Linked DNA regions of Homo sapiens: all the other regions are linked to region 1. A link is an interaction called in ENCODE POLR2A ChIA-PET data of the cell type or tissue named here. Cell type or tissue: Panc1. All regions are shown on one strand. Each heading gives the region's core, and the rest is flanking DNA. Links, peaks and the distances in the headings are about the cores only. Region 1 overlaps CTNND1 (catenin delta 1). Region 2 overlaps YPEL4 (yippee like 4). Region 3 overlaps LOC105369313 (a long non-coding RNA gene).

Evidence for each region. ChIA-PET counts read pairs that join two places held together with the same protein. Peaks named below come from ENCODE experiments on the same cell type or tissue, not always from the same donor. Only the 100,000 strongest peaks of a DNase experiment are listed, where the experiment ranks them.
Region 2: POLR2A ChIA-PET joins it to region 1 with 5 read pairs; 9 of 35 experiments call an interaction of 5 or more read pairs at or near these places.
Region 3: POLR2A ChIA-PET joins it to region 1 with 6 read pairs; 4 of 35 experiments call an interaction of 5 or more read pairs at or near these places.

What each region holds. Positions count from the first base shown.
Region 1 is chr11:57,765,964-57,776,328 of GRCh38, reverse strand. The region is part of intron 1 of CTNND1 (catenin delta 1); the gene reads right to left. All of the region lies in intron 2 of TMX2-CTNND1 (TMX2-CTNND1 readthrough (NMD candidate)), which reads right to left. Among named protein-coding and RNA genes, the nearest start is that of CTNND1, 9.3 kb to the right of the region's middle. In Panc1, for the core only: no CTCF peak of the experiment used is centred there; no DNase peak of the experiment used is centred there; H3K27ac peaks cover 1,856 bases.
Region 2 is chr11:57,642,123-57,647,348 of GRCh38, reverse strand. YPEL4 (yippee like 4) reads left to right here. Exons shown (of 5, transcript NM_145008.3): 2 at 58-382; 3 at 555-598; 4 at 944-1,052; 5 at 1,279-2,262. The coding sequence starts at 242. The coding sequence ends at 1,368. The region is part of intron 1 of MIR130AHG (MIR130A host gene); the gene reads right to left. Among named protein-coding and RNA genes, the nearest start is that of MIR130A, 3.5 kb to the right of the region's middle. RefSeq lists an enhancer at 3,580-4,079. In Panc1, for the core only: CTCF peaks have their summits at 2,148 and 2,367 (motif pointing right); a DNase peak (open chromatin) is centred at 2,388.
Region 3 is chr11:58,487,814-58,498,178 of GRCh38, reverse strand. LOC105369313 (a long non-coding RNA gene) reads left to right here. Exons shown (of 5, transcript XR_007062673.1): 4 at 1-6; 5 at 175-4,243. Among named protein-coding and RNA genes, the nearest start is that of OR5B21, 15 kb to the left of the region's middle. In Panc1, for the core only: no CTCF peak of the experiment used is centred there; no DNase peak of the experiment used is centred there; H3K27me3 peaks cover 211 bases.

The DNA.
Region 1 (10,365 bases), core at 3,250-7,249:
ACCCCCACCCCCAAACACTCTGAAGAGTAATTGAGATAGCTTGATGAAGGCACCAGCTGTTTCCACCACCACCCTCCCTCGCTCCCTCCCCTCCTGAGACCTCAGTTCAAACTCACATCAAACACTTAATACAATTGACTGGTCAGTAGGAAGGAGAAGCCTGAACTAAAATAGCAGTAACAGTGCCAACTGGCCCCACTTAGAAGGAATGCTTTCTTGGCTCAATTCAAAAATAAGAAACCTCTGTCATCCACTCCCCTCTGCCCAATTATGTTCTCCTTTCCACAACTTACCCCGCTCCGTGTCAAATGAGTTTCAGTTTCTTCCCTCCAACTCTTTGGTGTATTTTCAAATGTCAGAAAATACAAGGGAGGTGTATATAAGGTTGAATGTAAAAGTAACGTCTGAGAGATTAGGCTTCCCAGACTAAACTCAAACCTAGTACAGGGCTCCCATATAAGAACAAGGAAACAGGAGCACACACAGCACCCATCTACATGTTTCAAGTAAGGAAAAGAGTAAACCTTAAGCGGCTATACACGAACATTAGTGGTAACACGATTACTAACATAACCAGCCCCTCCCCCACCCATATTCCAAGTTGGCCAGAGTTAACCAAGGAGGAAGGGAAGGAAGCCAGCGCTTCCTTTTCAGACAGGAAGTAACATTGGCCCTTCCTGTCCAGTTTTAAACAAATTGTCCAGCTAAATTTCAATGCTAACATCCTCTCCTGAATTTGTTCCACAATTTAAAACCACAGATACAGTCTAAAGTTTTCCCTTCCTCCCAATAGGCGAGTCCTCCATACCATGCTAAGTGTTGGCATAACCCCCAAATCAAGAGGTAACATCTTTAATTCCAAAACAATACAGGACACAGAGGTAAATCACTTCACTTCAAATTAACGACCTTCTCGTCATGTCTACTACAATAAACCATCTTCTGTACTTCTCTTGTTTTGTGTGTGTGTGTGTGTGTGTTGTTTTTTTTTTTTTTCGAGACGGGGTCTCCCTATATTGCCAAAGCTGGTGTCAAACTCCTGGGCTCAAGTCTCTCCTTAGCTTCCTAAGTAGCTGAGACCAAAGGCACAGGCCACCGTGCCTGGCTCTACTTCTCACCTTAACTAAATAACCATCCACCTGAGAAATAACATATACATGTAAGCTTAATTCAAATATTCAGGTTTTGTGATCCTCAAACGTGAATGATCAGAATCACCTAGGGAGCTTTTTGAAAAAATTAAATCCCCCCTCTACATCAGTTTCTACAGGGAAGTCTGGGAATTCATGTCTTAAAAAAAAAAAAAAACCCTCATAGGCTGGGCATGGTGGCTCACACCTGTAATCCCAGCACTTTGGGAGGCTGAGGCAGGCAGATCACCTGAGGTCAGGAGTTTGAGACCAGCCTGGCCAACATGGCAAAACCCCACCTCTACTAAAAATACAAAAATTAAGCAGGTATGGTGGCGCATGCCTTAATCCCAGCTACTCAGGAGGCTAAGGCACGAGAATCACTTGAACCTGGGAGGCGGAGGTTGCAGCGAGCCAAGATCACGCCACTGCACTCCAGCCTAGGCAACAGAGTAAGACTCCATCTCAAAATAAATAAATAAATAAATAAATAAATAAATAAATAAACCCTCATAGACTCTTATGGCCTGTTGTGAACCACTGTAGTGGCCTATCCCTAACAACCCACTGACTTTCTTGCTAAAAGGGCACTGGTTATAAAATACATTATTTGGGCCAGTTTTACTGCTCACCAGACAGCTCAGATCATTATTCAGTCTAGATTAGAGGCTCTTTGAAAGCATGAATCTAAATATAAGGATGGCTGGAATGGCACAGTCCTAACTCCTGTACTGCAGACTTAGAACCTAGAAGGAAGAACTGTCTCACTTGCCAGCACCATCTTCTCTGGAATCCCGAGTTGCTACATTGTAGGATATCCCTCTGTACACTGCAGATTGGAGAACACAATTATGTTTAAAACATCTTAGATGGCCTTCAAGGAACAAAGAGCTATGCCAAATTTTCAAAACCTGGTTGCATATTCTATCCCAAAAGAACTCCAAAGTCTTAAATCTACCATTAAAGACCCTAGATAATTCTAAACCACTTGACAACAGAGAGAGAACCAGAAACTCTGGATCCAAGTGGTTACCTCTGACACTTATGCAAGCCACTTTAACTTCTGGTTTGAGTAAGAGCAAGCGAATAGCAAAAGGTCTTTAAAAGAACTAAAAAGTGAAATATTCCCACAAGTAAACATGTGTCACCGAAGACTCAAGAAAGAAGAATGGCATTAAAAGACATACTCTCTCCCAGATCCCAAAGTCAAACAATAAAGGTACATTTAAAACAAAACCAAAAATAAAATTGTTTTGTTTTTTGAGACGGAGTCTCACTCTGTTGCCCAGGCTGGAATGCAATAGTGCAATCTCAATGCAACCTCCGCCTCCAGGGTTCAAGCCATTCTCCTGCCTCGGCCTCCTGAGTATATGGAACTACAAGTACCCACCACCACGCCCGGCTAATTTTTATATTTTTTTTTTAGTAGAGATGAGGTTTTGCTATGTTGGCCAGGCTGGTCTCTAACTCCTGACCTCAAGCGATCCGCCCACCTCAGCTTCCCAAAGTGCTGGGATTACAGATGTAAGCCACTGCACCCAGCCAAAAAAATTTTTTAATTTAAAAAAAAAAAAAAAGACATAGCCAGGCGTGGTGGCATGCACCCATAATCCCAGCTACTCAGGAGGCTGAGACAGGAGAATCACTTGAACCCAGGAGGTGGAGGTTGCAGTGAGCCGAGGTCGTGCCATTGCACTCCAGCCTGGGCAACAAGAGCTTAAACTCCGTCTCAAAAAAAAAAAAAAACATAATCTCAGGTACTCTCAGGCTGGCCACAGTGACTCATGCCTGTAATTACTGCACTTTGGGAGGCCAAAGGAGGAGGATCACTTGAGCCCAGGAGTTCGAGACCAGCCTGGGCAACATATAGAGACCATGTCTCTACAAAAAACACAAAAAGTAGCCAGATGTGATGGAGGCTGAGATGGGAGGATCATTTGAGCCTGGGAAGTCAAGGCTGCAATAAATTATGATCATGTCACTGCACTCCAGCCTGGATGACAGAGCAAAGCTCTATCTCAAAAAACTCTCAAGACAACCACAAACATCTCACACCATCTATATATGATGAAGTAATACATATAAACCAGTTGTTTAAAACAATTTCAAAATTTTGGGTAATCTCTGATTGCCTGGATTATTTCCCATGCAAGACGATACAGTTACCTGAACAAAGGAGGAGATGGGAAGAAAAAAAGTTTCTTGGTTGAGGGCATCCCTAATATTAAGTAACCAGATGACAACCAGATAAGCATAATTAAAGGAAAGAACAGAGGGTAACCAGGTTAAGAGCCAGGGCTAAAAACTCCAAAGAGAGAGGAGGAGACGGGTGAGAGAAAGAGAGAGAAAGAGGGAGAGGGAGAGAGAGAGAGGAGACAGAGCGAGACAGAGAGAGAGAGAGAGAACGAGACAGAGACTCTCACTGAGGGACAGACCAGCTAAACCAGAAATCTTAAGAGGGAAAGTAACAGTGTGTGATTCAAGACATAGGTATTCAATCAAATATCCTTTTACTTTCGTATATGCATGGAACATCAAATCACTAAATAGTTGGTGCTTCTTCCTCAACTCCAAAGTCAACTAGGTAAAGTGGCTCAGGATGTGCTTTAATAACCTCTAATGCCTAAACAAACATAAGGAAAGTTAGTTTCAGGGATAATCATCTCTCCCAATGTGCAAGACAGAAATACGGATATGGTGACCTATAAAGGGGTCCTCAAAGCCATGAATTCTCAACAATCAGGGCATGGGGAAACAGGAGCTTTTTGGTCAAATGAGCAAAAGGAGAAGCAGCAGACAAGTGGGGCAAGCCTATTTGGTCAAAAGCACATAAACCAAACCAATAAATTTTGTCCTCAAAAGGAAACTGTACAGGTCTAGGCTGTCACTCCTGCTTATAGAAAACTGACTAGTTAGATAAGAAGATGGAGAAATATACAGTATTTCTCTTGGAAAGAAAAATTTGGGGGCTGGGCACAGTAGCTCACACCTGTAATCCCAGCACTTTGGGAGGGCGAGGCAGGCAGATCACTTGAGCTCAGAAGTTTGAGACCAGCCTGGGCAACAGGGAAAAACCCTGTCTCTACAAAAAAAAAAAAAAAATACAAAAATTAGCTGGGTGTAGTAGTGCATGCCTATAGTCCCAGCTACTCAGGAGGCTGAGGTGGGAGGATGGCTTGAGCGTGGGAGGCGGAGGCTGCACTGAGCTGAGATTGTTAACACTGCCGAGACAGACCTTGTATCAAAAAAGAAAAAAAAAAAAGAAAAAGAAAAATTTTGATCCCACTTCCCAAAAACATATCAGCTTATTCTAAGTAGCTGCCTTATTATCATTCTCTAAGACAAAGGTAATCAACCTATGCAAAATCTGCTACTATGCAAATTATCTGCTAACTATACTTTCATGGAGATTCCACAATGGGAGAAATATGGAGGTTGGGTCAGGTGCTACCTCAAGTTACAAGAAAGACACAAAAATTCGGTAACAGCCGTTGTCTCTGGGGTTTGAAGTGGAGATAATTTTTCTTTGTACAATATAGTATACAACAAGACCCTACATTATTCCCCTTCCCCCAAAATACATTCCCATTGGTCCTCTCTGGACAGGTCTCTTACTTCTCCTTCCCTCCCCTCAATCTCTTTTGTTCATTGGCAATAACCAGCCTCAGGGCCTTTGCACTTCCTACTCCTCATATCTACATGACTCCATCCTCCATTTCTCTTGGTCTCTCTCAAACATACCTTACACATGAGACCCTCCCTGACCACTCTATATAAAATAACCTCACCCCCACCCTGAGACGTTCTTTCCTCCATACTACTCATTCTACTTTACTTTTTTCTCAATAATATTACCACACTCTGACATACTACATATTTACTCGCTTATTATTTGTCTCTCACAACTAGAATGTAAGCTCTTTGAGAACAAACAGTAGGTCTATTTTGTTTATTGTTGTACTTCAGTGTATGGCATAAACAGACTCTCAAATTTCTTTTGAATGGAGATGTTTTACTTCCTTCTTCAATGAATACAAAAAGTTAAATTTTAGAAAAAAAAAACAACTTTCTTTTCTTTTTCTATACTTTTTTTTTTCCAACTGTGATCTTAGTTAGGCCTATGAAGAGGCCTAGGTAGTCTTACCTGCCTATTTGGCTGACCTTCAGCACGGTAGACATCCAAGAGGCCAACTGTGCCCCAGTTAACAAAGTAGTCAATAGAGAGCAGAACAGCAATGAGGTTACAGAACTTCCCCCATTCCAACAAAGCAGGAAATAAATCAGATTGGCACCAATTTCTCTTTTAAAATAGGCTATTTTAAAAGTGTACTGAATATACACCAGCTACTTTATTTCAATGAGATTTACTTCACTTGCAATGAAATGGGAACTGCAGGTGCTTTGATAAAGGTATTGAGAAGTTGACCTAGTTTCTATAACAATGTCTTATGTCCTCAACCATGAGAATATATTTTAGTTTCTTAAAATATGAGCTTCCTAAAACAAAAATCTTTTCTTTTCTTTTTTTTTATTTTTTTATTTTTTTTGAGATGGAGTCTCACTCTCTCGCCAGGCTAGAGTGCAGTGGCGCGATTTCGGCTCATTGCAACCTCTGCCTCCTGGGTTCAAGGGATTCTTCTGCCTCAGCCTCCTGAGGAGCTGGGACTACAGGCATGTGCCACCACGCCCAGCTAATTTTTGAAATTTTAGTAGACACAGGGTTTCACCACGTTGGCCAGGATGGTCTCAATCTCTTGACCTCGTGATCCGCCTGCCTCGGCCTCCCAAAGTGCTAGGATTACAGGTGTGAGCCACCGAGCCCAACCGTGTAACAAAAATCTTTCTTTTTTTTTTTTATTTTTTATTTTTGAGACGGAGTCTCACTCTGTTGCCCAGGCTGGAGTGCAGTGGTGCGATCTCCACTCGCCGCAACCTCCACCTCACAGATTCAAGCAATTCTCCTGCCTCAGCTTCCCGAGTAGCTGGGATTACAGGCGCCCGCCACCACGCCCGGCTAATTTTTGTATTTTTAGTAGAGACAGGGTTTCACCATTTTGGCCAGGCTGGTCTCAAACTCCTGACCTCAGGTGAACCACCTGCCTTCGGCCTCCCAAAGTGCTGGGATTACAGGCATGAACCACCACCGCGCCCAGCCACAAAAATCTTTTCACTCCACAAAGATACCTCCTAATGTGCTACTGCACTACAACATAGAACAACATAGAAAGCATAAATAAAACAGATGATTTACTCCGGAGAAAGTAATTTTTTTTTTGCTCAACTGTCAACTAAACCAAAATGAGTAATTAATCAAGAAATGCAGATGAAATCTAAAAATCAAAGATAAAACCAATCTGAATCACTAGAAGAGATCAGTCTTCTTGGATTACAATTGTATGCCTAAACTAGATCTAACTGAAATGAAGTGGTATCCTAACAGTTGTACCTTTAGCACATGGGTACAAGAAACAGAAATACGTCTTTATGTTAACTGTTAGTGAGGCAAAGCAACGCCCATGAAGACCTAAGGGAAAACCTAAAGGGAAAAAAAGGAAACCCAACCTAAAAGAAAAAAAAGATAGGGGAGGCAAGAGGAGGCAAAGAGAGACAAAGGAAGACACCACAGAGAACAGGAAAGCAAAAGAAAAGGAGAAAATACAGGAGAATTGGTAGAAGAAATTATAGGTAAAATAAATGTGAGGAACTGAATGTGGGAGGCTACAGAGTGCCAAAAGAAATTAGCTTAAATAGCCAGGCAAGGTGGTGTGTGCCTGTAGTCCCAGCTACTCCAGGGGCTGAAGTAGGAGAATCACTTGAGCCCAGGAGTTGGAGACAGGGCAACATACCAAGACTCTGTCTCTCTGTTTTTTTTTTTTTGAGACGGAGTCTCGCCCTGTCGCCCAGGCTGGGGTGCAATGACATGATATCGGCTCACTGCAACCTCCACCTCCCGGGTCCCGGGTTCAAGCGATTCTCCTGCCTCAGCCTCCCGAGTAGCTCAGATTACAGGCATGCACCACCATGCCCAGCTAATTTTTTTTTTTTTGTATCTTTAGTAGAGACAGGTTTTCACCATGTTGGCCAGGCTGGTCTCAAACTCCTGACCTCAAGTGATGCGCCTGCCTCAGCCTCCCAAAGTGCTGGGATTACAGGTGTGAGCCACCGCGCCCAGCCTCTGTCTCATTTTTAAAATAAAAATGTAAAAAAAAAAAATTATTCAAAGAAATTGGCTTAAGTACTATTTAGAACACTAGTTTCATGGGTTCTTAAGTATGAAGAAAAGGGAGGAAAAGAGAAGGAAAATTCCTAGGCTGGAATAAACCCGCAAGTTTCTAGGCAAGGTTGTATCTAACACATATGTATTTCCCACAGACCACAGCTTGGCTTTTCCACATATAAAAGCTGACTCCTTTCTTAGAAGCACACTTCTCACAGGAAGCATTCATGAACTCATGTCAGTTTTATAAATGTCCACAAATAAGGGTTGCAAATACAGAATGATGTCTGGCTGGGCTTGGTGGCTCACGCCTGTAATCCCAGCACTTTGGGAGGTCGAGGTGGGCGGATCACGAGGTCAGGAGATCAAGATCATCCTGGCTAACACAGTGAAACCCCGTCTCTACTAAAAATACAAAAAATTAGCCAGGCGTGGTGGCGGGCGCCTGTAGTCCCAGCTACTCGGGAGGCTGAGGCAGGAGAATGGCGTGAACCCGGGAGGCAGAGCTTGCAGTGAGCCGAGATCGCGCCACTGCACTCCAGCCTGGGCGACAGAGCAAGACTCTGTCTAAAAAAAAAAAAAAAAAAAAAAAAAAGGATGATGTCCACAAATCATACAAATCATTCTGTTTATCTTCCTCCCACTGACACTTCACTTTACTAAAGTTATCCATTCTCATACTACCGTTGTTTTGAACCTCACCCACACAACTCTCCAATATTACCTATTACTAATTTTTTCCCATTAAAAAAATTTAAAAGTTAGCTTTACCCACTCAGGAAGCCCATATATTCTGTAATGCAAGCACCTACATCTACCACAGATTCTCAGGTTTTAAGAGACCTTCGGACGGGCATGGTGGCTCACGCCTGTAATCCCAGCACTTTGGAAGGCCGAGGTGGGTGGATCATTTGAGGTCAGGAGTTCGAGACCAGCCTGGCCAATATGGTGAAACCCCCTCCTCTACTAAAAATACAAAAATCAGCCGGGCGTGGTGGCGGGCACCTGTAGTCCCAGCTACTCGGGAGGCTGAGGCAGGAGAATTGCTTGAACCCGGGAGGCAGAGGTTGCAGCAAGCAAAGATTGCACTACTACACTCTAGCCTGGGAGACAGAGCAAGACTCCGTCTCAAAAAAAAAAAAAAAGACCTTCAAGGGCATTAGTTCAACAAACGAAATTTGAGTTCTTTGAAGCATCCATTCTAATAGCAAACACAAGACATTACTAGGAGCTCTGCATTACTCTATAAAGTTCACATACATTAAATAACTTAAGTGTCACAACAATCTATAAGATGGTTAATATTATCCCCATTTTACAGACAAGGAGGCCAAGGCAGAGAGAGATTAAGCAATTTGCCCTAGGTTACATGTTTCCTCCGTGGCAGTCTAGCTCCCCATCCATACTCTTAATCATTATGTTATGCTGCCTTGCCTCACCATATTATGGAAGTCTCAGATTGGAAATTCCCTTTTTGGTTAGCATATTTACCAAAAAATATAGAATAAAGCATTTGTGGCAACATGTTAACAAATGATACCTAGGCAAATGAAGAGTATACCAGTTACTGTGCTAGAGCAACTTTCCTGCAAGTTTGAAATAAAAAGTTGAGAAGTGCTTTTGTCATCACATCACATCAACCAACCTGGGACATGTTTTGTGAAAGTCATGACCAAATTACCTACTGCTGACCAGCAAGGAAGGCTTTAAGATAAAATTCTGGCCGGGCGCAGTGGCTCAAGACTGTAATCTGGGAGGCCAAGGCAGGCGGATCATGAAGTCAGGAGTTTGAGACCAACCTGGCAAAAATGGTAAAACCCATCCCTACTAAATATACAAAAAATTAGCAGGGCGTGGTGGCGCGCACCTGTAGTCCCAGCTACTTGGGAGGCTGAGGCAGGAGAATCGCTTGAAACCGGGAGGCGGAGGTTGCAGTGAGCTGAGATCGTGCCACTGCACTCCAGCCTGGACAACAGAGCAAGACTCCATCTCAAAAAAAAAAAAAAAGATAAGAAAATTCTTTGCCTCTTTATAATTCCCCCACTATATGCCTGATCTAAATTGTCCACACCACACCAATCAAACTGAAGGGCTCACTGGAGAAGAAGTGGCCCTAAAAACAGGGAACACGATCCCTGAATAAAGTGGTAAATTCAGGCCCCATTCTCAATGCTTAATATTTAATAATAACATGCAATTCCAAGTAGAATTAGGGAAAAAAATTACTTCCGAAAAATACATTAAACAATTAAATACAAATCAATCCATACCCTAATTTCCCCCTCATTAGTTCTAACCAGAACAGTTGTTCTTGCCTTCTTACAATCTCCCTGCCAGGCTACATCAATGCTCTATTGGAAACCTTGGAGGCAGCTGCATAATTTAGGCAGAGCAATCCCTACTTCAGCTTTGTGTGTCATTTAACCCTTCTTTGAGGGAAGAGAACATGAAAGAATATTTGTACTTATTCACATCCTTATTACCTACAGTTCACTCCTGTAGGCAAGTTCCTTGTTAATACCTTTTAAATTACCCAAGAAAACTAATTTCGGTTCTTAAACTCATAAGCTTCCCAATACATGAACAAAATCTAAAGTTTTGTGGCTAAAACAGTGATTTAAAAAATACACTGATATCCAAACATACTTTCTTTGAAACACTGATGTTCAAAACTATCATCCCAAGCTCTTAACGTTTTTATTAACAAGCACAGAAACCATTCACCTCCAACCAGGGCTGAAAGCAGTACTTTTCTGCTGATGTCTTAATATACTCTCCCCTAGAAAATGGCAACATTTAAGGTTTTCAGTGTTGAAGTTCATTATGAAATGAACGGACTAGGATACTTATTATTTATTTATTTATTATTATTATTTTTTGAGATAGGATCTGGCTCTGCAAGCCCAGTCTGGAGGGCAGTGGCATGATCTCGGCTTGCTGCAACCAGTAGCTAGGACTACGGGTACATGCCACCACGCCCAGCTAATTTTTGTATTTTTTGTAAAGAGGAGTCTTCAC
Region 2 (5,226 bases), core at 1-4,000, 130 kb after region 1:
TCAGGAGGGGTCCTCCTGAGGTCGCAGCTCCCCTGATGTCCTTTCCCCTCTTCCCAGGTGACTTCTATTTCTATCTGGTTCTCGTCTGGGGGGGCCCTGGCCGGGCAGCCCCCCAACACTTCTCCTGCCCTGAAACACGGCTCTAGCCAACCTGCTCCGCTGCTTCACCTGCGACCGTCTCTGCGGGGGCTGCACGGCGCCAGCCCCTCCAGCCCACCAGGGCATTGTCCTCCAGCCCGTCATGCCCAGCTGTGACCCCGGTCCGGGCCCTGCCTGCCTCCCCACCAAGACTTTCCGCAGCTATCTGCCCCGCTGTCACCGCACTTACAGCTGTGTCCACTGCCGTGCACACCTGGCCAAACACGATGAGCTTATTTCCAAGGTACGCGAAGCGGGGACCTGCCATTCCCCTCCTCTCGCGCACCAGGCTAGCCTGAACATCACCCAGGGGTGAGGCAGCAAAGCTCTTCCTCTCTCCTACACACCCCTGCGGGGATTCAGGCAGTGGGGCTGAAGGCTGCTTGGTAGTCATTGTCTGTCCTATGTCTCCACAGTCCTTCCAAGGGAGCCATGGCCGAGCCTACCTGTTTAACTCCGTGTGAGTCTACCTCTTTCCTTGTGCGTGTGCTTGTGCTTGTGTGTGAGTGAGTAATTTTCCTCTGTGGAGAAAGGGGGGAATCCATCAGGTGATCTTGTGCCTTCAGTCTTTGCCTCCCCTTTTGCAAAGAGGGTCTCAATCTGAAGTTCTCACATGGGGAGCCGGGGGAGAATTGAAATCATAACGGTGGAAAAAGAAGGCCCAGGCTCTAGTCTTAAAGGGGTGGATTATCAAAGGCAGGGGCTGTCCAGTTCTCTCCAGATGGAAGTTCCCTTGGGCTGTCTGGGGACTGGACTGACAGTGCAACCCCACTGGGTGCTGGGTCCTTCCTGTTTCCTGAGACAGGGTCAACGTGGGTTGCGGGCCAGCTGAACAGCGCCTCTTGCTCACGGGGCTCCACTCGGTAGCTGACATTTTCTGTGAGAGCTGCAAAACCACACTGGGCTGGAAATATGTAAGTACCTGAGGAAGAGGGTCACCCTCTAAAGTGGCAGTCCCCATGGCCCTTCAAGCACCAGTGACCATGTCAGGTCCTTCCTTGCATGGTCCAAAGAGGAAAGAAAGAACTAGTCACTGGGTTGGGCTAGGTGGATGACCCTTGGGGTGGGGGCCATACAGGTGACAGTGGGGCCTGGAAGGAAACTGCTTTGTCCTACAATCACTGCTTTCTCCTTCACCAGGAGCAAGCTTTTGAGACGAGCCAGAAGTACAAGGAAGGGAAATACATCATTGAAATGTCACACATGGTGAAGGACAACGGCTGGGACTGAGGGGCTCAGGCAGGGTGTGCCCTTCCTCCGCATGCCCCTCCCTCCCCACGGCCCTGCCAAGCAGTCTATACCAGCATGAGTACTGCCCCACCCCTGGGGGAAACCTGGCTCCAACCAACCCCTCCCCTGCCTCCACCATATCCACTACCAGGCACCCTTTAGAACAGGGGTCTGGGGGTACCCCAGGGGTGTTAAGGCTCAGGAGTGGGCAGCAGTCAGGGAGAGACAGAACTGGGGGAAAGGGATGGTTGTGGGTCTTTCTGTTCCCAAGATCCTGAACATGGAAGCGATGGCAGGGCATAGACTCAGGCAGAGAGGATTGTGGGAGGAATCCGTTTTTGCTCCACCTCTTTTTGAGTGAACAGAGGACAAACCTTGGGTCACAGGGCAAGTAGATCATGGACCACAGAACAGCAGATGAGAAAAGACTTGGGTTGGAGTGAAATTCTGGTCTCAGACACCAGGAGACCAGAGTCTCTGAGGATGAAGTTTCCTACCCCTATTTGTAGGGAAAAGGACTTGAGTGCAGGGAAAACTCAAATCCCAGGCCCTGGGAAATAGTAAAATAATCAAAGGGTTTTCCATTTCACTCCACTTGTTAGTTTATCTTGGCACTGAAGAGGCACTTTCGAGTATCTAACTTTTGCCATTGGGTGGGGTGGGGACAGCTGCTCGCGGAACAGCCCCTAGTCGGCTGCTTCCAGAGTAAGCAGTCTTTATGGGCTTTCTCTGAGGCCCAGTCACTGCTCCTGGGACCCAGTCCCCTGGAGGGGAGGTGGAAAATCAGTGCTACGGGGCCAGTCTTTCCCGTGGCTGCCACCAGCGAATGAAACTTTTGTATGATACATAAAGTGCTTGAGTCTATTTTTAATAAAAAGGGAAAAAGCAACTTGAGGCAACCTGTCCTCTGACTTTCTTTCCCTGTGCATGTACCCATAAACTGTCCCCGTCACACACACACACCCCCACCCACCCGGGCCTGTCCCTTTATACCACTAGGGGGCAGCAGTTGCCCTGTCTATGGCAAGACTACTGCTTGAGCTTTTACCGGGGAATAAGCGTTCAGGTGAAGTTTTGCCTTAGTAAGAGGGGTGGGTTTTGTTAGCTACTCGGCGAGAGCATCCAAAACCGCTTGTGTCTGCTGGCACCCCTGACAGTAAGTCCATTTTGCCTAGATCCAGGATCGGGCTCTGAAAGAGGCTCATCTCAGAATAAGGATTTTCTTGAGTCCCGTGGCTTTTCAGCCTGGTTCTGTAATGCTCTGGTCAGTTCATGGGCACACTTAAGGCTAAAAGGAAAATCAGTCAGCCAAAGTGCTGCTCTGGCAGTTGATGGGAAGTGAAACAAAATAGCTCAAAAATTAGGCCGGGCGCGATGGCTCACGCCTGCAGTTCCAGCACTTTGAGAGGCCGAGGCTGGTGGATCACCTGATGTCAGGAGTTTGAGACCAGCCTGACCAACATGGCAAAACCCCGTCTCTACTAAAAATTCAAAAATTAGCCAGGCATGATGGCACGTGCCTGTAATCCCAGCTACTTGGGAGGCTGAGGCAGGAGAATCACTTGAACCCAGGAGGCAGAGGTTGCAGTGAGCCAAGATCGTGCTGCTGCACTCCAGCCTGGCGACAGGGCAAGACTCCGTCTCAAAAAAAAAAAAAAAAAAAAAAAAAAAAAGCTCAAAATCGCAACATCAATGCCACCATATGACCCAAGGGACATTTTATTGGCAGTGGTATGAAATCCCTACTGTTGTTGGGTGCCCAACAGTTACAGGGGAGACCATATACATCATAAAGATCATTTTTTGGTAAGCTATAATATTCTTTCCAGATTCATTCATTAATATTCCAAATATTTATAAAGCATCTATTACTTGCCAGGCATTGTGTTAAGCACTAGATGTTAAGCACATGGTGAAGATAAGGCAGCTGTGACCTGACTTCCTGGAGCTTTCTGTCCAGTAGGAGATGCAATAACCAGGAAATCCCAGTAGAAGATGATAATAAGGGATCTAAGCAGGGACGTGGAGGAAGCTTGGGAGCTCATAGGAAAGGAACTCAGCTTAGATGTAAGGAGTCAAGGAAGGCTTCACAAAAGCGATGACTACGATGGCATTTGAAAGATAAGAAGTTAGGTAGGCAAAGGCAAAAGTGATGGAAGTATTTCAGACAGAGTATGTGTCAAGTAACTTAAGTTTAGTTAATTGAAGGAAATAAAAGTTGCTTGTGGGCTGAAAGCAGTGGCTCACGCCTTAATTCCAGCACTTTAGGAAGCCAAGGCTGGAGGCTTGCTTGAGGCCAAACTTTGAGGTTAGCCTGGGCAATATAGCAAGATCTTGTCTCAAAAAAAAAAAAGCCATACCTGCACCTGTAGTCTCGACTACTCAGGAGGCTGAGCAGGAGGATCACTTGAGCCCAGGAGGCTGAGGTTGCAGTGAGCCATGATCACGCCACTGCACTCCAGCCTGGGCTGGAGCAAAACTTTGTCTCCTTAAAAAGTGGGTGAGAGGACATGAAAGGAAAGAGAAGCAGGAGCCATAAACTATTTAGGGAATCTAGATTTAATCCCAATGGTATTAGGGAAATATGGGAAAATTATTGTTTTTTAGAGTGGAGTGGCAGTATCAAATGGCTATTTGTGCCCAGACAAGAGGCTCAAATAGAAGTTTTAATAGACTGGAGAAAGTAAGGAACATATGGTAGGGTGCGGTGGCTCACACCCGTAATCCCAGCACTTTGGGAGGCTGAGGTGGGCGATCACTTGAGGCCAAGAGTTTCAGACCAGCTTGGACAACAAAAATTAGCCAGGCATGGTGGTGCACGCCTGTAATCCCAGCTACTCAGGAGGTTGAGGCAGGAGAATCACTTGAACCTGGTAGGCAGAGGTTGCAGTGGGCCGAGATCGCGCCACTGCACTCCAGCCTGGGCGACAGTGAGATTCTGTCTTAAAAAAAAAAAAAAAAGGGAAATAAAGCTAACTGTACTATCTCAAATACTGTTGTTGTGATCAGAATGGAGAGGCTGTCTGGGCAGGAGAAAGGAGGACTAGAACTGGAAGGCACAGAAGTAAAAGGGCAAGGGAAAAAGGCAAGCCATGGAGAGATGTCCAACATCCCTCAACTAAGGCCTCAGGGGAGTCTGACCCATCTTTCAGTTTCTACATGCCTCATGATGCCAAGATCCCTCTCAGGGTCCAGCAGAGGACCTCAAAACCCTATTCCTCTTGGACCCATTTCTTGCACCAAAGTTTAGGGAAGATTTCTCAAGTCCCAAACTCTGCTGTTGAAAACCAGGCACAAACTAGCTGCCTTCTTCACTTGATCTTAGCCAAAAGACCAGGAATACTAGCTGCCTTCTTAAAGAAGCTCCCCAAATATTCCTCTCATTCAATTTATTTTAACAAGTTTTAATTAAGCCTACTAGGCACTGTGGGAGACAGAGAAGTAAATGGCTGAGTCATTGCTCTCAAATTTTTCTTTCTTTTTTTTTTTTTTTGAGATGGAGTCTCGCTCTGTTGCCCAGGCTGGAGTGCAGTGGCGCAATCTCGGCTCACTTCAACTTCTGCCTCCAAGATTCATTCAAGAGTCTCCTGCCTCAGCCACCCAAGTAGCTGAGACTACAGGCGTGCATTACCACGCCTGGCTAATTTTTGTATTTTTAGTAGAGACGAGGTTTCACCATGTTGGCCAGGCTGGTCTTGAACCCCTGACCTCAGGTGATCCGCCCGCCTCGGCCTCCCAAAGTGTTGGGATTACAGGCGTGAGCCACCGCACCCGGCCTCAATTTCCTTGTAATTGGTCCTGGGAGAATCATTCTGTGGGTTGATTCAAGGGATCCTATTAATCTTTAAGATTAAGTCA
Region 3 (10,365 bases), core at 3,383-7,382, 720 kb before region 1:
TGGCCAGTGAGTAGTATGAAGGCCTGCCCCTGCTTGTCCTGTTTCCTTGACACAGCTCCCAAGAGCCATCTCAGCTCCCAAGCACCCTAAAGGATTGGCTGAGGCCTTTATTGAGACTGCATTGCAGCACAATTTCTCCCTCTCTCTAATTCTGCTGCCATCTCTCCCTTACAGATGCTGTTCCTGAGAGTCCTTCCTGGAGAGCCATCTGCACACAGATCTCAGTCTCAGAGTCTATTTCCCAATGAATCTAATCTGAGAGATCTCTTCATTTGCTGTTTTTTCCCTGTATGAAATAGTTACTTTGTTTTACTTTATTTTATTAAGTTCAGTGGTACATGTGCAGGTGTGTTATATAGGTAAATTGTGTGTCATGGGGGTTTGGTGTACAAATTATTTCGTCACCCAGGTAATAAGCATAGTACCTGATAAGTAGTTTTTCAGCCCTCTTCCTCCTTCTCACCCTTCACCCTCAAGTAGGCCCTGGTGTCTTTTGTTCCATTCTTTGTGTTCAAATGTTTAGCTCTCACAAGTGAGAACATGTGATATTTGGTTTTCTGTTCCTGTGTTAGTTCACTCAGGATAATGGCCCCCAGCTCCATCCATGTTGCTGCAAAGAACATGATCTTGTTTCTTTTTATGATTGCATATTATCCCATAGGTTATATGTGTCACATTTTCTTTATCCAGTCTACTGTTGATAGGCATTTAGGTTGATTCCATGTCTTTGCTCTTGTGAATAGTGCTGCAATGAACATATGCGTATATGTGTCTTTATGACAGATCTATTTATATTCCTCCTGGCATATCCCCAGTAATAGGATTGCTGGGTCAAATAAGAATTCTGTTTTAAGTTATTTGAGAAATTGCCACACTGTTTTCCACAATTGCTGAACTAATTTATGTTCCCCCCAACAGTGTATAAGCATTCTCTTTTCTCTGCAACCTCACAAGCATCTGTTATTTTTTGACTTTTTAGTAATAGCCATTCTGACTGGTGTGAGATGGTATCTCATTGTGGTTTTGATTTTCATTTCTCTAATGATCAGTGATTTTAAGCATCTTTCATATGCTTGTTCACTGTATGTTTTCTTTTGAAAACTGTTTGTGTCTTTTGCCCACTTTTTAATGGAGGCTGTTTGTTTTTTGCTTGTTAATTTGAGTCCCTTATAGATTCTGGATATTAGACCTTTGTTGGATGCATAGTTTGCAAATATTTTCTCCCATTCTGTAAGTTGCCCTTTTTACTCTATTTGTTTCTTTTGCTGTCCTCATCCACTCTTAATTCTATGATAATTTCTGATGGCCAAATAATGTTTTACCTTCTTTAAGATTGCTATTTGTGTTGCTAAGAACATCAGAGATAAGATCCTAAATCTTTAGACTTGTTTCTTGAAGTAAGCAGAAAACAGTGGCTAGTGTGCACAAAATTCACATTTCCTAGAGATGTAAAGAGCCTTAGAAGCTGTCCCCTCCTCAAATACTTCCTGATGGTTTTGTGTGTGCTGTGAGCTCTGGTGGGCATTTTCACCTTTGTTGTTTCTCATAATTACCCTGTTAACATTTAGGTTATTATCCTAGTTTTATAGTTGATAAAACCAAGGCCCAAATATGTGAAGTGACTTATCAAGGATTAAACAGATGAAGAAGTGTCATCATTTTCTACTAAATGATAACCTGTGATTTATGAATCAGATTTCCCATTTTATAGATGGTAAAACTAAGGCTCAGATACAGATGCTAAGTGATAGAACCAGGATACCGATTCACTCTTTTGCTGGCCTACAAACCCTTTATACTCTATTCTTACCTCCCCATCATGTTCTACCTTTTTTCAGATGAGAAAACTAAGGCAAAAAAAAAAAAAGAAATCTCAAATGTTTTTTCCCATGTCATATAGATAGACTGGTGGTGTTGAGTCTAGGCTCCAGATTTTCTATCTCCCACTCCACACCACCACCTAGCTGTCCTGCTCAGCATGCTCAGAATCTGTAGGACTCCAGCTGCCTTTTCCAAACCTGGTCGGTGCAATGGCATTCTCACTTTGACTGCAAAACTCCTCACCAAATATAAAACTGAAAATGTAGGCCACCTGTCCATGTGATTGTATTTCATAACTTAGAGCTAAAAATAGCTCTCAGCTTGCTTGGCCTGTATATAACATATTAAAAGCTCAAATTCAAATTCACTCGCATCTTGGATTAATGTTAAGATTATGGCTTTCCAGACTTCTTTCTCTCACATTCTATCTCACCCAGCAGGGAATGGATTGTGCTTGTCCACATTATTTTCTATGTGAATTACTGAGCTCTTATTTTCAAAGATGAATTTCGTGACCTTATGCTCTTTGCTGTACCTGCAGAATTCATTTTGGAGGGCACAGACTCTAGAACCAGACAGCAGGGTAAGGCTGGGTATCTGTGGCCAAGGCATGAAAATTTTGCCTTGATTTCTTCATCTGTGAAATGGAGACGAAATCATACATATTTCCTGAGGCTGTTTTGAGAAGTAAACACACTAATTCATGGCTAGTGTTTAGCTAAAATCTGGACACACACACAGAGTGGACAAATATGATAATTAAAAGCAAAAATCAACAAAATAAAAAATCACCACCGCATAGCATGACCAATTTGTCCTAGTTTGCCTGGAACAATCTGTTTTCTCACTGAAAGCCCCAAATCTCAGAAAATTTCTTAATTCTGGGCAAATTGGAACGGTTGTTTACTCTATTCACCACCAATGAAACAAACAAAAGGTTCTGAGTAATTCATTTATTCAAGAAGTGTTTATTTATAACTAATAAATTCTAGACAGTGTGATGGTATTTTAAAGGTAAACATGACAAAAATGTATCCTCATGGAACACTCAAGCTAATGAGAGAGAATTATGAAAATGGGAAAATTGTATATGTGCTGTCCTGAAAACTGGCATGAAATGGACAAAGAGTGTAATTCTGAGATGCATTGTATTCAGTGGGACACAATCCAGGAATTTCATGGATTACACACTTCTGTCTAATGCTACTTTTTTTTTTCCCCAAGCAAAATGCTATGGGGAGTTAACAGGGTTACATATGAAAAAGCTTTCCATAAGCAGGTAAGTTAAACAGCTTGCTGTTACATTACTACAGTACTTCTCAGCATCTTTAATAGCCTACTGAACACTTAAATCTCAGATGGGGATGTTTTAAGTATTATTTCTGAACTTTTAGACTTTTCAACAACATAGAATTTTTTTAAAACTCATGTGATGGTACCAATATTCCGTAGGGCTTTGACAGAAGGAAAATCTAAGTGGTATTAGGCATTGAACACAGAAAGCTCAAAGTAGGAAGAAAAGTGCCAAACCCCAACTCCTCATAAATAGAGACAGAAGTCATGCTTCAGTCATCAGAGCCAGAGCTGTGGTTCTTAACCGTTTTTCTTTTGGTTCATGAGCCTTGTTTCAGAATTTAATGAGCACATGGATGCATAGAGGATAAGAAGCTTCAATCAAGAGCCTTGAAATTCACAGAGCATGCTGAAGAGATGCTAAGTCTTCTTAGGAATTGAAAAATCTTCTCTAAGTGAATTTTGATCCTTCCTATCAGCAGAGATGGAAAGAACCTGCAGACTGAAATAAATACTAACACAAGAAAGAAATTCCACGTGTGGACTAGCATGGGATAATAGTGTAGAATGCATAGAAGCAGGACTTAGATGAAATATAGTAGTCACTTTCATATATGGAGTGCTTACTATTACATGCTTTATCTTATTTAATCAAGAGATATTTATCCTGGTATTTAGGCTGTGGCTTCTGAAATCAGACTTCTTGGTTTTGAATATTGTTTTTGCCATTTACTGGTGATGCAACCTGGAAGAAATTACTAAAATACCTCTAAGTCTTGTAATTCCCATCTCTAAAGTAGCAATCATAAGACAGTAGTATCTTTTTCATCAGGCTTGTAGAGGTTTCATGACATAATTGCTGCAGGCTGATTTCTAACTCATAGTAAAGCTCAGTAAATATTACCTAATGTTTTTCATATTATTATTAGGTGGATATTATTCTTAGCATTTTCATTTCATGGAAGAGGTAACTGAGAACAGGAGTGATCTATAGCAGACTCTTCCTATCAACCCCATTTAGGGGTTCATTATTGGGGAGAAACAGGAAAGCAGTGTCATATATTTCAGCCTCATTTTTCTCTCAGAAGAAATTATATTAATAAAATAATGTTCTTGGTCTCTTTCTAAATTATTTTTCTCTGAGTCATCCTTTATGCAAGTGATATTTATAACTTTGTGAATCACACCCACACTTGTGTGGGTTCTCTCCTTGGGTCATATGTATTTTTAGTGTGTCTTTATATTTTGGGGACACGGGGAGATGTTCTTTATAACAGATATGTAACTTAAGATACTCTCTTCTGATTTAGGAGGGACCTTCATATCCCAGGACCTGCTGAAGTCATTCCGAACAGGTTTAAGTTGCCTCTGGTCTGTCCTCTGTCCCACCTACACAGCACAAGTAAAAAGGAGAGAGAGAAACCACTGAAACAAAAACATTCTGTATTTTAAAGTCAGAAGCAAAAGTCTTTATTTCCTTTTTTTTTCTTTCTTTTTTTTTTTTTTGAGACGGAGTCTTGCCTTGTCGCCCAGGCTGGAGTGCAGTGGCGCGATCTCAGCTCACTGCAAGCTCTGCCTCCCGGGTTCACGCCATTCTCCTGCCTCAGCCTCCCAAGTAGCTGGGACTACAGGCGCCCGCCACCACGCCCGGCTAATTTTTATATTTTTGTAAAGAGAGGGTTTCACCCTGTTAGCCAGGATGTTCTCGATCTCCTGACCTCGTGATCCACCCGCCTCGGCCTCCCAAAGTGCTCGGATTACAGGTGTGAGCCACCGCCCCCAGCCTCCTTTTTCTTTTTTTCTTTTTTAAAGATTTTGATAAGAACACAACATGAAATCCATCCTCTTCATAAATTTGTAACTGCACAGTACAGTATTGTTAACTATAGGTAAAATGTTGTATAGCAGATCTTGCATAACTGAATTTTTTTTTTTTTGGAGGCAGGATCTCACTCTGTCCCCCAGGCTGAAGTGCAGTGGTACTATCATAGCTCACTGTAACCTCGAACTCCTGGGCTAAAGCAATCCTTCCACCTCAGCTTCCCAAAGAGCTAGGATTTCAAGTGTGAGCCACTGCAACTGGCCTCATAATGGAAACTTTATACCCTTCGAGCAACTCAGCATTGCCCCCTCCCCCTGCCCCTAACAACCACCATTCACTGTCTGTTTCTATGAGTTTGGCTATTTTAAATACTTTATAAAAGTGGAATCAAGTAGTATTTGTCCTTCTGTGATTGGCTTGTTTCACTGAGCGTAATGTCCTCCAGGTTCATCCATGTTGTTGCATATGGCAGAGTTTTCTTCTTCTTAAAGGCAGACAGTATTCTACACAGGTTTGAGCTTCTTCTGATTTCTTCTCTGTCCAGCCTATGTGACACAGCAAGAGAAAGAGAAAGAGAGAGAAAGGGAGAGGGAGAGGAAAACAGAGAGGAGCCAAAGAAACATAAATGTTCTGTGATTATTTTTAAGTCAGGAATGAATGTTTTTATTTATTTTTAAATAAAACAGAAAAACACCTCTAAAACTCTTGGAAGGTTCATGATCATCTGCCGACCTGTGTTTGTTTCATTCATGAAGTATTTAACTCAGTCCACATCCAACAAAAATATTTAAAGGGCACTCCAGAATGTGTATAACTCTGCCACGAGAGGGCTAGTTTGACTTGGCCAGATGGTCACTTGAATTCCATCATTCATTGATTGATAGGCTTATTATTTCAATATACATTTGTGAGGCACCTGCTATAAGCTAGACCCTAGCAAGCATATTGACTGCCTCATAGTATACATACTGGTGGTTGGATATGGAAGTTGAATTTTATTCTCTAGGCAGTCACAGATGTCATTTTGTCATTTCTGTCTTTCCCTCTACATCCTGCTCTGCCATTTCTCTGGTGCACCATGCCACAGGAGGCTCACTTTATAAACTAGATGATCTGGACTCCCTTTCCTTGTGGCTTCATGGATTTGGCCAGTTGGTGATCAAAAGGCAGGAGGAAAGAGATGCTGAGGTCTTTATTCCCTCAACTCCCTGCTTGCTGAGCTGGAGATTGGTAGTAGCTGCATTTTTCTATTGAAATTCACACCCCTGCCAGGCTTCCCCTTTCTTATGGCTACCTTTTGCTGCATGAGAAATAATGTTATTTCTATATAGACAGTTATAATTATTTGAACTTCTTTATATCACATATAAGTCTACCCAGATTGGAAATAAGAGTTTCTATCAGCATGTGATTTAAATTATAGGATAAGTATTATTCAACTGTTGCTTTTTTGTTACAAGAAATATTAACCCTAAAATGGAAACTTAATTGTGAATTCCTTATTTTTTAACTGTTTGTTTACTTCATGATTTTAGTCATTTTAGTCATTTTAGATATAGTTGAAGGCACTTTATATTAGTAATAAGGTCAAATGTATAACTGTAAATAATAATAATATGTTTTAAAATCTTTTTAATTGAATAATAATTGCATATATTTATGGGGCAAAATGTGATGTTTTGATATATGTTTACACTATGGAATGATTAAATCAGGCTAACACATCTAGCACCTCACATACTTACTACTTTTGTGGTAAAAATATTTAAAATGGACTTAATTTTAAAATATGAAATGCATTATTGTTTATTATAGTCACCATTCTGCACAATAGTTCACTAAATCTTATTCCACTTGTTTAACTGAAACTTTGTACCCTTTGATCAATGCCTTTCTCCATTCACCTCCCTCCCTCCTCAAATTCTGATAACCTTCATTCTACTGTCTACTTGTATGAATTTAGCTTTGTTTTTTAGATTCCACATATAAGTGATCATATGATATTTGTCTTTATTTGCATGGCTTATTTCATTTAACATGATGCCCTTCAGGTTTATCCAGGTTGTCACAAATAATAGGATTTCTCCTCCTCTTAAGGTTGAATAGTATTCCATTGTGTATATAATTATCAAAAAGATGAGTGATAATGTGTTGGCGAGGGTATAAAAAGGGAACCATGGTGCGCTGTTGATGAGAATGTAAGATAATTTGTATAACCTTGTGGAAACAGTATGGGAGTTCCTCAGAACACTAAAAATAGAATTACCACATAACAATAGGTTTTTAATTATATATTTACTATGCTGAGTCCTGCCATTTGTGAGTCAGTCATTTTCTTTCCAATGGGTTTCAGTGACTGTCTCCCCATTTTAAGTATCATGATCACATATCTGTTTACATTCATTGATCTCCTCATCCCCCTGCCCCATGTGTAATTACAGAAGGACTATTATGTATGTGCTTCCAACCTCACTGTGGTGTCCACCTTCAGTTAGGATCATCATTCTCCTGTCTTCACAGCTCAGATGCAGCCCTTTTGTGGACACAGACAAAATTACATTCCTATTTTGCCATAGTCATTCCTACCCTGTACCCTCTGTCCATAGCCTAAAGAATAGGGGAGGTCAAAGTGCCCTTAGGAAAGTTCTTGTGAAAGCAAAATCTCAATTAAGTTTGCAGCTTTCTGAGCACATAACAATCAGAATACACTTTATTTCACTTTTCCATATCTGCAATGGCACATCCTTCAATATTCACACACCATTTCTTCAACAGCAGGGGAGAGCAGGAGAAGGTCACATTTGCCAAGCATTGACTCTGGTCAGGCATTTTTAGTTTCATTTAATTTTTATAAAATCTGTATTAAATTCCTGCTATAATTCTGATTATTTAAATGTAGAAGCTAAAATTTAAAGGGACCAAATACCTTGCTAAACAGCTGATAGATACAGATTCAACATCCAAACTTGCTGTCTGACTTCAAAGTGTATTTTTTTGAAAACTGTATTCTTCTAGTTTTTCTTTTTTGAGGGTGAGCTTTTGTTTATTTTTAAAATTTTTATTTTTAATTATTATGTACCCATTATATTGTACATTGTACAATGTACACATGTATACAATACACATGTATACAATATACATGTGTATATTGTACATAACAATATATATTTTTGATATTTTGATACAGGCATACAATGTGTAATGATCAAATCAGTATAATTGGGGTATCCATCATTTCAAGCACTTATCATTTCTTTGGTCATTGCCATCTGACAGTATTAGTTCTTGAGATTAGGAACAGTCTGGTTCATCTCTCCATCTCTAGCATCTAGCTGGATGAAGAAGATGGTGAGTAAGTGTTGGAATGGGTGTATGCAGTCAAATACCAGTTTTGGCAGTATCAGTTCTCAGTTGAAAGGTTTTAGAGCATTCACTTTGCATGATCTACTGATATCTGCCAAGGCACGTATCTGTGGCTGCTTTTGTTGACGTATTTCTGTAGTGTAAGCAAACCCTGAATTTAGAAAAATGCCTGAGAGATGAAGGAAACCCCAACAGAATTTGCTATTGGATTTTTCTCTTTCTGGATGGCATGGATAAACTTCATTCAATGGACTGTCATGGCTGAGTGGAACCTATGTTGAAGTATTACTTTCATGTCTGCTGTCTTATTTATCTTGGAATGACTTACTCAGTTTTGTTGGAGGAAAAAACAGTTGTTTCTTGTCTGTCATTTGAAGTGGACTCTATAAGGTATTCCATCTATTTTTTTTGAGAGAAATGCTTTTTACTCAAATAATTATGTGGCATGAGTGCTCATATATTTATTGAGTGTCAAACACTGTTGTAAAATGGTAAGTTCTTGATAATTTCTGGTGGTAAGTGTCACGATTGATTGCTTGCATTTTGTATGCTAGGCAGAGTAATGATAATTCAGAGATGAAGCTAACCTGGTAGACTGAGGTTGAATCAGTCTTCAACAAAGGCCTCCACTTTGCGGGGATGAAAAACACAGGTTCATAAAGTTGAGTTTGTTATACTCCACGGTTTATTTCACTCTACGTTTATTGGTCTCTGTCCCTCTTATCCTATTATTTAACTATTTTTCTCCCTTAATATTAATCTCCAACTCTTCCCCCCATTTCCTTTGTTGCAAAAGCATTAAGTCTAATATATTTAGATGTATGTGTTTCCTTGGAAACGATATTTTACAAATATTCTTAAATATTTTACAATATTTTAAAAATATTGAATATTCTTAAAATTTACATAAATGATGTGCTATAGATCTCATTCTTTTTTCATAGACTTTTTACTCAAGAGTTCACGTTAGAGATCTATCCATGTGCTATACGTAATTATAGTTAATTGTGTCAGACTACAGCATAACATTTTATGGTTTAAAAATGATAGTGCTATTGATATAAAACTTATATGCCATAAAATTCATGCTTCAAAATGTAAAATTGGTGGTTATTATTATATTTACAGAGTTATGCAACCATCACCACTATCTAATTTTAGAATATTTCTATCACCTAAAAATAAATCCCATTGGCAATCACTTTCCATTCCATTCTCCCCTCTTCCAATTCCCTGGAAAGCACAAATCTACCTTCTTCTGTCTTCATGTTGTAGCATGTGCCAATAGTTCATTCCTTTGTATAGCTGAGTAATATTCAATTCTATGTATATACCACATTTTGGCTATTCATTCATCAGCTGATAGACATTTTTTCCCACTTTTGGCTATTATGCTTCTATGAACGTTTATTTACAAGAGTTTGTTATGAACATACATTTCAATTCTTTTGGGTATATATTTAGGATTGGAGTTAGTGGGTTTTATGGTAACTTTATGCTTACCTTTTGAGAAGATATTTTACAGCACTATTTAAAAATTCTACCAGATATGAATGAGGGCTCCAACATCTTCAAATCATTACCAACCCTTGCTTTTGTCTGTCTTTTTGATTTTAGCCATTCTAGTAGTTCTGAAATGATATCTTATGGTAGTAAGTTTTGAAATCAGGAAGTCTAAGTCCTTCAACTTTTTCAAAATTATTTTGGCTATTCTGGATTCCTTGCATTTCTAAATAAATTTTAGGATTAGCTCGACAATTTCTTTAAAAGGAAAAGCAGCTAGGATTTTGCTGGACATTGTGTTGAATCTGTAGATCATTTGGGGGAATATTTACATGTCTGCCCTTAGCCTTTACTTCCCAGTTGTACAGAACCTGGTTGTACTTCCTGGTTGTACAGTAAGTCAAGGTCAGCCAGAGATAAGAGATTAGGGAGTTCTCAGGTTATCCTGATTATGGACACAATCCTGCATATGTGCATGGACTTCTGAACAACACTCATCTTCTCCAATTTTTCCTCAACCCCACTACTGCCATCTTGATAGAATCAGTTCTGGATATATTAGT